2 separate regions of the Homo sapiens genome follow, and region 1 is linked to region 2. A link is an interaction called in ENCODE POLR2A ChIA-PET data of the cell type or tissue named here. Cell type or tissue: Panc1. All regions are shown on one strand.

Evidence for each region. ChIA-PET counts read pairs that join two places held together with the same protein. Peaks named below come from ENCODE experiments on the same cell type or tissue, not always from the same donor. Only the 100,000 strongest peaks of a DNase experiment are listed, where the experiment ranks them.
Region 1: POLR2A ChIA-PET joins it to region 2 with 11 read pairs; 2 of 35 experiments call an interaction of 5 or more read pairs at or near these places.

What each region holds. Positions count from the first base shown.
Region 1 is chr16:14,598,796-14,601,295 of GRCh38, reverse strand. It overlaps PARN (poly(A)-specific ribonuclease), which reads left to right. Exons shown (of 24, transcript NM_002582.4): 12 at 1,336-1,392. Among named protein-coding and RNA genes, the nearest start is that of PARN, 30 kb to the left of the region's middle. In Panc1, no CTCF peak of the experiment used is centred here; a DNase peak (open chromatin) is centred at 1,005.
Region 2 is chr16:14,429,825-14,432,324 of GRCh38, reverse strand. No RefSeq gene overlaps it. Among named protein-coding and RNA genes, the nearest start is that of LINC03107, 2.4 kb to the right of the region's middle. In Panc1, no CTCF peak of the experiment used is centred here; no DNase peak of the experiment used is centred here.

The DNA.
Region 1 (2,500 bases), 170 kb before region 2:
CAGAATTTCCTTCCTTTTTAAAGGCTGAATAATATTCCATTGTGTGGCTAGACCACATTTTGTTTATCCATTTGTTTGTGGACACCTGGGTTGCTTTTGACTATTGTGAATAATGCTCTTGTGAATTTAGGTATGCATATACCTATTTGAGTCCCTGCTTTCAATTCTTTGGGGTATATACCCAGAAATGGAATTGCTGGGTAATATGGGAATTCTTTTTGGGATGAGCCTCCATACTGTTTTCCTTAGCTGCTGCACTGTTTAACATTTTCATCAACGGCACACAGGTTCCAGTTTCTCTACATCCTTGCAAATACTTGTTAGTCTTGGGGTTAGTTTTTTGTTTGTTTGTTTGTTTTTTGAGATGGAGTTTCGCTCTTGTTGCCCAGGCTGGAGTGCAATGGTGCGATCTTGGCTTACAGCATGCAACCTCCGTCTCCCGGGTTCAAGCGATTCTCCTGCCTCAGCCTCTGGAATAGCTGGGATTACAGGCATGCACCACCACGTCCGGATAATTTTTTATTTTTAGTAGAGACAGGGTTTCACCATGTTGGTCAGGCTGGTCTCGAACTCCCGACCTCAAGTGATCCATCTGCCTCTGCCTCCCAAAGTGCTCGGATTACAGGCGTGAGCCACTTCACCCAGCCAGTGTTGGGGTTAGTTTTAAGGAGGTGAGCAATTTCAGTGAGCATGAAGCCAGAGGGCTGGGAACACCTGGGAGTTAAACTGGAGAAAGCAAGTTAGCTTTGATGAGACAAGTAGAAGGGGCAGTAGTCTGAGAGATCTTAGAGGAGGGGAGGGTTTTCAAGATAAGAGAGACACTGAGCCTCTTTCAACACTGCTGGAAAGAATATAGGAGAGAAGAAGGTGGGTGGGAGAATTTTGTAAAAATGTATTTTTCGAGGAAAAAAAATCAGGAATTATGAAAATACTTGATTTGATCAGTTAACTGCCAGATGGGTTTCCTCAGAATTGAATGTGTTACTGAGTTTAGCCTGCAGGTGGCAACTTTTTAAGTTACTGTTTTTAAGACACCTTGAAAGACTTGGAAATTTTAAAGAAGTCGGTGAAGTGATGGATAAACCCTAAGCATTGTTCTTTTAGTAACTAATGAATAATTTTCCATTTGTTCATTCTACTTTCTAAAATAGAAGAAAAGTATGTACGTAGATCATTTTAGATGCAAATGTTTGGGAAGATAGGCGCAAAGCACAGGAAACTAAAGCTATCTAACTTGATACAAAATTTCAGTGTCTTTTTTTTGGGGTAGTTTTTTAATTCACATAAGGAATATTTATACATCAATAATACATATGTATATATTTTTTTAATTAGGAGGAGCTGAATGATGCTGTGGGATTTTCTAGAGTCATTCACGCCATTGCTAATTCGGTAAGTGAGCCAGACTTTTTAGCAAGATTGCAGAACATACTATTTCAGGTGAAGTATCTAATTATCATTGCAGATTAATCATTTCATCTCCTTTAGAATGTTTACCTAGAACATTCTAAGAAGTTAGAACTTCATCAAGATAGACTGTTGTTATAATGCACTTGGTGAGGCATAATTGCTAAATTATATTCAAATCAATTTTCAGGGAGCCTTGCTTGAAAAATGCATAGGAGGGTTACACTATGTTGTCCTTATATGGCTACATGGAAACCAAGAGTTATTTTCAAAACCAGTAAGAAGTCGAAAAAGAAAGTAAGGAATAAGGGGAGAAACAATCAGATATTTGACTGAAGGTGTTTTGTTCCCTAAGTAGAAGAATCTAGAGGGTAAAAATAATGATGTCTTTGTTTAGTGCTACATAAGTGTAATTGAATCTTATTCTTAATAATATTTGATATGTTTTAAAAAGATATTGGCCATTTGTGTAAATGTGCTAGGGGACTCTATGATAGATATGATGGGTGTTTTTCCTTGCTTTGTGAGGCCTTTCTGAAAACAGGCGGCCGGGCATAGTGGCTCATGTCTGTAATCCCAGCACTTCGGGAGGCCGATAAGGATGGATTGCTTGAGCTCAGGAGTTCGAGACCAGCCTGGGAAATATGGGGAAACCCCATCTCTACCAAAAATACAAAAATTAGCCAGGTGTGGTGGTATATGCCTGTGGTTCCAGCTACTTGGGAGGCTGAGGTGGGAGGATCGCTGGAGCTCGGGAAGTCAAGGCTGCAGTGAGCTGTGATCACGCCATTGCACCCCAGCCTGGGTGACAGACAGACCCTGTCTCCAAAAAAAAAAAAAAAAAAAAAAAAGAAGAGGAGAAAGAAAACAGGCATCCGCATTTTACATAGGTAAACTAGGTCATGCTGCTGGTTGTTCTAGACAGCTTGCTTGGATGCTGAATTGCCTGTAGTCTAGGACATTCTCTTATTTGAGCAGTTGGCCTGGGAGAAGGAATCATCTTATACCTTAGATGCTGAACTTTGCATCAGGGAAGCTTTAAGGCCATAGAAACCCTCTCAAGGTTTCATGCTGTCTCACTGCCAGCTGCAGG
Region 2 (2,500 bases):
TTAGCTGTTCAATTATCTTGCCCATATTTCATCAGATTGTTTGTCTCTTCATTAAGTTGTAGAAGTTGGCCAGGCATGGTGGGTCATGCCTGTAATCCCAGCACTTTGGGAGGCTGAGGTGGGAGGATCACTTGAGGTCAGGAGTTCGAGACTAGCCTGGGCAACACGGTGAAACCCTGTTTCTACTAAAAATACAAAAATTAGCTGGGCATGGTGGCAGGCACCTGTGCCTGTAATCCCAGCTACTTGGGAGGCTGAGGCAGGAAAATCACTTGAACCTGGGAGGCGGAGGTTGCAGTGAGCTGAGATCACGCCACTGCACTCCAGCCTAGGTGACAGAGCAAGACTGTCTCAAAAAAAAAAAAGTCGTAGCAGTTCATTACATACTTTGGACATCAGTCCTCTGTCGGATAGTTGTTTTGCAAATATTTAGTCCCAATGTATGGCTTGCTTATTTTCTTTCTTTTTTTCTTTTTTTAGACAGAGTGTCGCACTGTCGCCCCAAGCTGGAGTGCAGTGACGCGCTCTTGGCTCACTGCAAGCTCTCCCTCCTGGGTTCATGCCATTCTCCTGCCTCAGCCTCATGAATAGCTGGGACTACAGGCACCCGCCATCACGCCTGGCTAATTTTTTGTATTTTTAGTAGAGACAGGGTTTCACTGTGTTAGCCAGGATGGTCTTGATCTCCTGACCTCGTGATCCACCCGCCTTGGCCTCCCAAAGTGCTGGGATTACAGGCTTGAGCCACCGCGCCCAGCGGGCTTGCTTATTTTCTTAACAGTATCTTTTACTGGGCAGAAGTTTTTAATTAGGATGAAGTCTGTTTTATAGACTTTTTCTATGTCCTGCCTAAGAAACCCCCAAGTTATATTCATCCGTGTTTCCTTCGAGCTTTCTAGTATTAGCATTTATGTTTAAATCTATGATCCATCTTGAATTAACTTTTTATGGATGGTACGAGACTAGAGTTGAGATTCCTTCATTCCATATGGATGTCTAGTTATTCCAGAACCATCTGTGGAGAAGACCTTTTTGTTTAATTGTTGTGGTGATTTGGTCAAAATTCTGTTTACCTAATTATAAGCATGGATCTTGAGGGGGTGTGTGTGTTTCATTTTATTTATTTTCATTGACAAATAATAATTGTACATGCTCATAGAGTACATAGTAATGTTTCTTTTTTTTTTTTTGGACAGAGTTTTGCTGTGTCACCCAGGCTGGCGTGCCGTGCCCCAATCTTAGCTCACTGCAACCTCTAGCTCCCGGGTTCAAGCAATTCTCCTGCCTCAGCCTCTTGAGTAGCTGGGATTTCAGGCATGCATCACCATGCCCAGCTATTTTTTTGTATTTTTAGTAGAGACAGGGTTTCGCCATGTTGACCGGGCTGGTCTCGAACTGCTGGGCTCAAGTGATCTGCCTGCCTCAACCTCCCAGAGTGCTGGGATTACAGGAGTGAACCACTGCCCCTAGCCAATAGTAATAGTAATTTTTTGTTTGTTTGTTTTTTGAGACAGGGTCTCGCTTTGTTGCCCAGGCTGGAGTGCAGTGGCATGATCTAAGTTCACTGCAGCCTTGACCTCCAAGGCTAAAGCAACCTTCCAACCTCAGCTTCCTGAGTAGATGGGACCACAGGCATATGCCACCACACCTGGCTAGTTTTTTGTGTTTTGTTTTTGTAGAGGTGGGGTTTCACCATTGTTGCCCAGGCTGGTCTCAAACTCCTGGGCTCAAGTGATCTGCCCGCCTCAGCCTGCCTCCAGAAGTGCTGGGATTACAGGCGTGAGCTACCACGACTGGCCTGGATCATATGATGTGCTATTTGTAGTGTTTTGAGGAGCCTCCATGCTGTTCTCCATAGCGGCTATACTAGTTTACATTCGTGAATGTGTGTTATTTATTTATTTATTTATTTATTTATTTTGAGACAGAGTTATATTGTAATTACATATGTAATGTAACGAGGTGATGGATATGCTAATTACCCTTATGTAATCATTATACATTATATGTGTGGAAACATTACATCCGTGGTTCACCCAGGCTGGAGTGTAGTGGCACAGTCTCAGCTCACTGCAGCCTCCACCTCCCGTGCTCAAGTGATCTTCCCACTTCACCCTCCCAAGTAGCTGGAGTTACAGTCACATGCCACTACACCCAGCTAATTTTTGTTTTGTTTTGTTTTTTGAGATGCAGTCTCACTCTGTTGCCTAGGCTGGAGTGCAGTGGCATGATCTCAGCTCACTGCAACCTCCACTTCCTGGGTCCAAGCAATTCTCCTGCCTCAACCTCCCAAGTAGCTGGGATTACAGGTGTCCGCCACCATGCCCAGCTAATTTTTGTACTTTTTAGTAAAGACGCGGTTTGGCTGTGTTGGCCAGGCTGGTCTCGAACTCCCGCCCTCAAGTGATCCACCCACCTTGGCCTCCCAAAGTAGTGGGATTACAGGCGTGAGCCACCGCGCCCAGCCCGAGTGTGTGTGTGGTTTTGTTTTGTTGTTTTT